2 separate regions of the Homo sapiens genome follow, and region 2 is linked to region 1. Evidence: read pairs that join two places in POLR2A ChIA-PET (ENCODE). Cell type or tissue: Panc1. All regions are shown on one strand.

Region 1 (4,000 bases):
CCACCCCTTGCCCAAAGGAAGCACTGATCTGATCGTGCTGTATATTAGATTTGTCTAGATTTCTAGATTTCATGTAAATAACATCATATAGGATTTATTCTTTTTGTGTCTGATGTCTTTCTCTCAGCATAACATTTGTGACATTCATCCACATTGTTGGATATATCAGTTGTTGGTTCCATTTTATTGCTGAGTGGTGTTACATTGTGTGGATATACTGTAACTTACCCATTCACCTGCTGGACAATTTAGTTGTTTCCAGGCATTGGTTATTATTTATCTGCTACAAACATTCATATACAAATATTTCTATAGACATGTTTTCATTTCTCTTGGGTACATACTTAGGAGAAAAGTTACTGGGTAATATAAAAAATGTATGTTTAACTTTACAGGAAATTGCCAAATTGTACCATTGTATATCTCCATCAAAAATTCATTAGCATTCCAATTGCTACAAATTTTCACCAATATCTGCTATCAGTCTTTAATTTTAGCCATTCTAGCACGTGTGGAGTGGTACCTCACTGTGGTTTCAATTCACATATTTCTGATGATTAAATGATGTTTAATGACAAGCATCTTTTGGTGTGCTTGTTGGCCTCTCATATACCTTCTTTGGTGAAGTATCTGCTCAAATCTTTCTTGGTCTTCTTACTACCTAGTTGTAAGAGCTCTTTATACATTCTGGATTACCAATTTTTTGTTAGCTATACGAACTGTGAATATTTTCTCCCCATCATTTTCTTGTTTTTATTTCTTAATGGTGTCTTTCAAAGAGCAAAAGTTTTAAATTTTGATCAAGTCCACTTCATCAATTTTCTCTTTTAGGGTCTGTATGTTTTGTGCCCCAAGATATCGTTGCCTACTCAAGGGCTACACAGATTTTCTCTCTCTCTCTTTTGCAGGGAAAGGCAGGGAAAGAGTCTCATTTTCTTATATCACGATGTTACGCAGGCTCCTCTCGAACTCCTGGGCTCAAGCAATCCTCCTGCCACAGCCCTTGGAATGGCTGGGATTACAAGGGCATATCACCACCACCACCTTATTTATTTATTTATTTATTTATTTATTTATTTATTTATTTATTTATTTTCTAGCAGTTTTGCAGAGTTAAGGGCCAGTGTTCATTTTTTTCTAATCAATAAAGACGTCAAGTTGTTCTAACACCATTTTTTTTTAACTTTTAAGTTCAGGGGTATATGTGCAGGTTTGTTATATAGGTAAACTCGTGTCATGGAGGTTTGTTGTACAGATTATTTCATCACCCAGGAATTAAGCCTAGTACCCACTAATTATGTTTCCTGATTTTCTCCCTCCTCTCACCCTCCACCCTCCAAAAGGCCCCTGTATCTGCTGTTCCCCTACATGTGTCCATGTGTTCTCATCATTTAGCTCCCACTTATAAGTGAGAACATGCAATACTTGGTTTTCTGTTCCTCTGTTACGTTTGCTAAGGGTAATGGCCTCTAGTTCCATCCATGTTCCTGCAAAGGACACAATCTCGTTCTTCTTATGGCTGCACAGTATTCCGTGGTGTACATGCGCCACATTCTTTTTTTTAATCCAGTCTACCATTAATGAAAATTGAGGTTGATTCCATGTTTCTGCTACTGTGAATAGCCTAGCATTATTTTTTAAAAGATGGCCCTTTCCCCATTAAATTGTCTTGGCGTTTTCGAGCGGTCATATAATTATAGGTCTATTTCCGGACCCTCTATTCTAACCTTACACAAACACAATCTTGACTATAAGATTGTTTGTTACTCCGCTTTTCAAGAGGTATAGCCTAATTCCCCTCCCCTTGAGTGTGGGCTGGACACTGTGACTCACTCCTAACAAACAAGATGAAGTGGAATTGTGAGGGGGCAACTTCCGACACTAGGCCATAAAAGGTATTAGATCTTCCTTCCTGCTCTCTCCTTGCTCTGGGGGAGGCCAGTGACACACTGTCATGTACTCACTCAGAAGCCCTCTGGAAAGGCCCATGTAGTAAGAAACTTAAGCTTCCTGCCAATTAGCCATGTGAATGAGCCATCCTGGAAGTGGACCTTCTAGCCTAAATTAAGTTTTCAAATGACTGCAGCCCTGGCTGACATACTGACTGCAATCTACAGATGGTAAGCCAAAGCCACCCAGATAAACTATGTCTGGATTCCTGACTCACAGGAACTACATGAGAAAATAAGTGTCTGTTGTTTTAAGCTATTATATTTTGAGGCAACATGTTTTATAGCAATCAATTAATAATGCATAGGCAATGTGTCTTCATCCCATGACTGGCTCACAGCAAAAGAAGCCACATGTGTCATAATCTGCTGAGCATCTATTCTGTGTCAGGCCCTGGGAAAATAGAAATCTGCATGACCGTAGTACTAACTGTAAGAAATTCCCATCCTACAGAGATGGGAAAAATAATATCATATGGTGTCAGAAGTAGGATTTGAACTCAATCTTCCATGCAGCATACAGAACCCTTCAGCTTCTTCTAAAAACCTCGAGTCTATAATTTTAAAATGCTAAGTTGATTCCCACAAGGTTAGTGGCCCCAGTTTACTTGACAGCAATATCCCACTACTTCTGCCTCAAACCAAACACTTATGGCTAAAATCATAATAATGACAATACATGTAATAGCACCACAATCTGGAATAAAGCATGTGTGTCAATTAATTTTGTTTGCAGGCCAGATGCAATAAACAAGCTTCAGAACATCAAGATCTGCTAATACAGCCCTAGAGTATGGAAAGGACATCACATTAAAAAAAACTACTCTGTGTATAATTCAACAAACGCATAAATACATATGAAGAAGACTGGAATACAGACATCAAAATATTAAAAGCAGTTATCTTAGGGTAGTCAATTTATGAGTAACTTGAGTTTTTGTGCATATACTTCATCTTGTTTTCTAGTTTTCCCCACAATTACTTTTATAGTAAAAAATGGACCAAGCTTTAAAAATTTATCTTGACAAATACTAGTGTACATAGGAAAATTTGCTTAAATCACTAAAAAGCTCTAAACTTAAAAAGGAAATTAAGTAAAGGATAAATTGAAAGTAATTCCAGGCAGGTTTCAGATAACAGTCTGCCAATAACTTTTTTTTTTTTATTTTTTTTGGAGACAGAGTCTCACTCTGTCACCCAGGCTGGAGTGCAGTGGTGTGATCTCGGCTCACTGCAACCTCAGCCTCCCGGGTTCAAGCAATTCTCCTGCCTCAGCCTCCTGAGTAGCTGAGACTACAGGTGCACTCTGTCACCCAGGCTGGAGTGCAGTGGTGTGATCTCGGCTCACTGCAACCTCAGCCTCCCGGGTTCAAGCAATTCTCCTGCCTCAGCCTCCCGAGTAGCTGAGACTACAGGTGCATGCCGCCATGCCCGGCTAATTTTTTGTATTTTAGTAGAGATGGGGTTTCACCGTGTTGCCGAGGCTGGTCTCGAACTCCTGAGCTCAGGCAATCCATCTGCCTCAGCCTCCCAAAGTCTGGTGCTGGGATCACAGGCGTGAGCCACTGCGCCCGGCCACATTTTTTTTTTAATGCACAAAATTTCAAAATTGATTTTAAGCCAGGTCCCCAAGTTTTTTAAAGCAACTGCTGTCTAAAAATGCAAATCAAAAATGTCTGGTGAGAAACTCGGGGCTGTGGCTCATTAATCTCATTGATACAAATAAGACCTAGGTCAAAGATCTGAACCCCAAGTATTCCTATTTTAAAGGAATGGCTGAGCACGGTGGCTCATGTTTACAATCCCAACACTTTGGGAGGCCAAGGTGGGAGGCTTACTTGAGGCCAGGAGTTTGAGACCAGCCTGGGCAACATAGCAAGACCTTGTCTCTACGAAAACTGTTTAAAAAATTAATTGGGCATCTTGGTGCACCTGTAATACTGGCTGCTCTGAGGGTGAGGTGGGAAGACTGCTTGGGCACAGGAGTTCAAGGATGGAGCTATGATTACATCACCACACTCCACTTGGGCTACAGAGCAAGACCCTCTCTC
Region 2 (4,000 bases), 360 kb after region 1:
AATGAGCTGGCATCAGCCCTGATGAGACCAGAAAAGCCTTGTTGGGGGTTGTGCTGAAACACATCCCAGGGCCCATAAGCAGGAGAGATGGGTGCAAAGAGAGAAATGAGCCTCCCACTTACCCTTTCCAAGCCTCCTCCTGGCCACAGCAGTCCAGAGCAATAGTTAGAGTCAAACAGCCTTTGAATCTTTCCTCTGTCACTTGTAACTTGTGCCCTCTGGCAAGGGACTTAATTTATTTAAGCCTCAGCCTACAAAATGGGGTAATAATGAAGATAGTACCTGTCTGTTAAGGTTATTGTGAAGGACTAAGTGAGATGATGCAATCTAAATATAATCCAGTCCCTCACATGTAGAAAACACACAAGAAGATGTTTGCTTGGCTAATTTCATTACCTGGGGAAGTCTGCCATGACTGGGTGGCATGATCCTGGTTGCAACTTTCCTAGAGCAGTGCTGCAGTCTAAGACTCTTCCTTCCACATCCTCCTTCCTTCCCCCTCTCCTTTCACAGGGGCAAGACCAACATCACGGTCTGAAGGCTCTCCCTGCCTCCTCTTGCCCTTTTTTCCTTTATACTTCACAGGTGTGTCCCCCAATCAATCTCTTACACATAGAATCCTGTTTTGGCTTCTGCTTCTCAGAAGACCCCAAATGACATAGAAGGTCTTGGAGAAGAGTCCAACAGGTGGGTGGTAGAAGAGGTAGAATGGAGCCCCAGCAGCAGGTCACAGAGGTGTCTATAGGTGGGGGGGTGCAGGCCTTCAAGGACTCTGGTGAAGAAGTGCCCAGTCTCTTTTTGTGTCCTGCCCTCAAATGTGGGTGTGTGTTCCTGAGTGTGCACAGTCCCCGAGCATGCTCTCTTGTTGCATTGGCCATAATGTAGTGAAAAAGATCTGTTTCCATCAGAAGAGGATGAGCACTCAGCCCTGAGGAAGTCCTTGGGCATAGTAGATGCTCAGTCAAAAACAAACAAACAAACAAACAAACAACCCCAAACCCTGAAAAACTGAGCACTACTGGGACCTGTACCAACCTTAAGTTTTGCTTTGGACCAATTTTGTTTTCATTTCCTCGTGCTTTGAATTGCATAATGTTAGATCATTTAACCTTTTTAACCCTTTGTTTTTGTGACAGAGACATATATTCACAGACACGTGTACATCTTTATGCCCACACAGAAGGGTAACAGCAGCCTTGCTTCAGAGGCCACACCTTCCAGGAAACCCTTCAGCCTGCCGTGTCTTAGCTGATCCCTCTGCCATCCCCTTGCAGAAGGAGCTTGGAGTCTCTCAGCTCAGCTGGACTAGATGAATCTTCTCAGGGTCGTCTTCTCCCACCTCTGGCTCCCAGTTCCTTCCCCCAGTCTCTCCCTCCCTGCTCTGTGTGATCAGGGAAGCTGCAAACCCAACCCTTACATCAAAAGGGAACTTGAAAAATACTTGGAGCAAAAACTGCTAACTGTGCATCCTTGCTGTATGCTGGCGCTGATATTAAATCAGGAAATGGCACTGAACAGCCGCTCCGAACACAGAAACAGGGGTTGTCAACACAGCAACCAAAAGCAATCTCTAACGGGCAGAGGTGAAAGGGACCTGGCACAGGGCCAGGAGGGGGGCTGCAACCCAGGAAAGAATTCCTGAGCTGAGTGTGTCTGTGCCACCTCTCCAGTGTCCAGAATGAAGCCTGGATCTCAGTCCCTGGCATGGAATGCACCTTGTCTCTCTCCATGAGGGATGAAAGATAATTAGATAATTAAGCATGTTGCTTAAATACCTTTGAAATTCTCCTTTTTATTTCCATACATGTTTACCGAGCACCCACTATGTGCCTGACAGTCCAATAAAAAAGATGCCTTCCCATGTGGAGATGACCTTCTAGCCCTCAGGACAGAACTCTGACCCTTTGACATGGCATTCAAGGTCCTTCGAGTGTTGGCTCCTGCAGAAGCTTTCATCTCTGTTTCCAGCCTCCCTGAAATAGCTCCCCAAGGGCACGAGGCAGTACCTTTGCTCCATGCCTTTGCTTGGACTAGTCCTACCACCAGCAATTCCTGCATTTCTGTGTTTGGCAAGTTTCTGCTCAGCCTCCAAAGCCTTAACCAAGTGTCACCTTTTCTCTGCAGCATTTTCTGCCACCCTCCCCATTTCTTCCAATAGAACCAGGGATCTTTTACTTGGGATCCAGAAGCACTGTGGACATATTGCCATCACAACACCTTTCATGTCACAATGGCAAGGTTTGCACTGTCTTGGAGGAGAGGAAGGAAGCCATATTCATCCCTGAACCCTCATCTCCCAGCACTGGTTGTAAAACTGAAACAAAAATGGAAAACCTTGATGAAATTCATTGTTGGTGTGGCTATGGGGAAACAGATTTTCCATTTCTGATAGTAAATGAAATAGGCACCATCTTGTTAGAGGCTAATTTGACATTATTAACACTGAAAATGCACACATCTTTCAACCCAGCAATTTTATTTCTTGCTTTCTAGAGGAATGTTTGCCCATGTGCAGAAAGGCGCATGTAAAAAGCTGAGTTGCAGCATTGTTTGCAATAGTAAAAGATTTGAAATTGCTTAAATGTCGGTCAATATGGCCTGGATAAAAAACTATAGGGCATCCATTGGATAGAATGCTATGCATTAGTTAAAAAGAAGTAGATTTCCATGTATTGACCAAGCATTTGCTGAGTAAAAATCAAAAGCAAGCTGTAGCTCTAGACATAGATGTTAAAATTACATTGCTGCATTTTTTCACAATGAGAATGTGATCTTCTGTAATTTGTTTTAAAAAGAGATTGAATGACCACAGCAGCTCCTGGCTGAATGGAGACTGGGCTTTGACACAGCCAATCAGCATTATTTCCTCCACCACTCCCACGCAGCAGGTCCCAGGGCAGTGGGAGGGTGCCATCTACTTCCCCTGTACCTGAGAAGTTTGCTCTCCATGTGGTGATGAGCATGTAGTGAGAAGCTGGAATTCTGGGCCCTTGAAGAGCATCCAGACAAAGGAGGAAGAAAGCGAAAGCAGGGAGGCCCATGGGGTGGGATAACTCAAATCATGCAGATTTCTTGAGTTAGTCCTTGGCATCAGGAGGAAGAAGGAAGGATTGGTTCAGGAATGACTGCTAACTCAGGGAGAGGAGGGGGCTGGAGGGTGTGCAGAAAAGGCCTGACAATTCACAGACCTCACACTGTAAGGAAGATCAGCCTTTGCCTAGTTATTAATTTCATTTATTCATTCATTTATTCCACACTTGTAATTGAGTTCCTCCTGGTATGGGCATTGCACTGACTACTGAGGACACAGAGACAACTCCACCTCCTGGAGACTTCCTCTGGAGCTCATGATCAAATTCCATCTAGTTTCTCAGAGTGTGTTTCTTGAACTCCAGGCATCAGAATTACCCAGAGAACTTATTAAAATGCAAATTCTTGGGCTCTACTCAGACCTATAAAATCAGACTGTGGCTCACGAATTTGTGTTTGTAACCCATTTTCTCAAGTGTAAAACATTTGGACTAGCTGACTATATCATTTCCTTGAATGTCCCTGTGTTATTTCCTAAGGCTTCTCCCAAACCTGAGGTCTACCCTGATCCAGGTTGAAGAAAGATGGGATGGAGGTACAAGCTTTGCCCTATGACTCCAGTGTGTAGGATTTCCCTAGAATGACCAGGACCTTGTCCTTGCTAATAGGCTTTTCACCCCACTCCCATGCCTAGGTACACCCAAGTCCCTCCAAGGCCTGGGAAGATCCATAAAACATGTCTTCTAAGTTCCTCAGAAACAAGAGATTGACTCATTGTAAGCAGGGGAATGGCATATGCAAAGGTCCTGTGGCAGAACACAGCTTGGGCTGTGGAAGAACTTAAATAAATCAGTGTGCCTGGAGCATTGTGATGGGGGATGCAGCAAGATGAGGTGGGAGAGGGTAACAAGGGTAGACCATCCATGGCCTGAAGGCTATGCCAAGGAATTTGGTTCTTTTTCCAAGTGTT

Evidence for each region. Peaks named below come from ENCODE experiments on the same cell type or tissue, not always from the same donor. Only the 100,000 strongest peaks of a DNase experiment are listed, where the experiment ranks them.
Region 2: POLR2A ChIA-PET joins it to region 1 with 5 read pairs; 3 of 35 experiments call an interaction of 5 or more read pairs at or near these places.

What each region holds. Positions count from the first base shown.
Region 1 is chr20:41,056,505-41,060,504 of GRCh38, reverse strand. The region is part of intron 2 of TOP1 (DNA topoisomerase I); the gene reads right to left. Among named protein-coding and RNA genes, the nearest start is that of TOP1, 30 kb to the right of the region's middle. RefSeq lists an enhancer at 1,586-2,785. In Panc1, no CTCF peak of the experiment used is centred here; a DNase peak (open chromatin) is centred at 2,064.
Region 2 is chr20:40,695,259-40,699,258 of GRCh38, reverse strand. LOC101927098 (a long non-coding RNA gene) reads left to right here. Exons shown (of 5, transcript NR_187686.1): 5 at 1,137-2,410. Among named protein-coding and RNA genes, the nearest start is that of MAFB, 8.0 kb to the right of the region's middle. In Panc1, no CTCF peak of the experiment used is centred here; no DNase peak of the experiment used is centred here; H3K27me3 peaks cover 189 bases.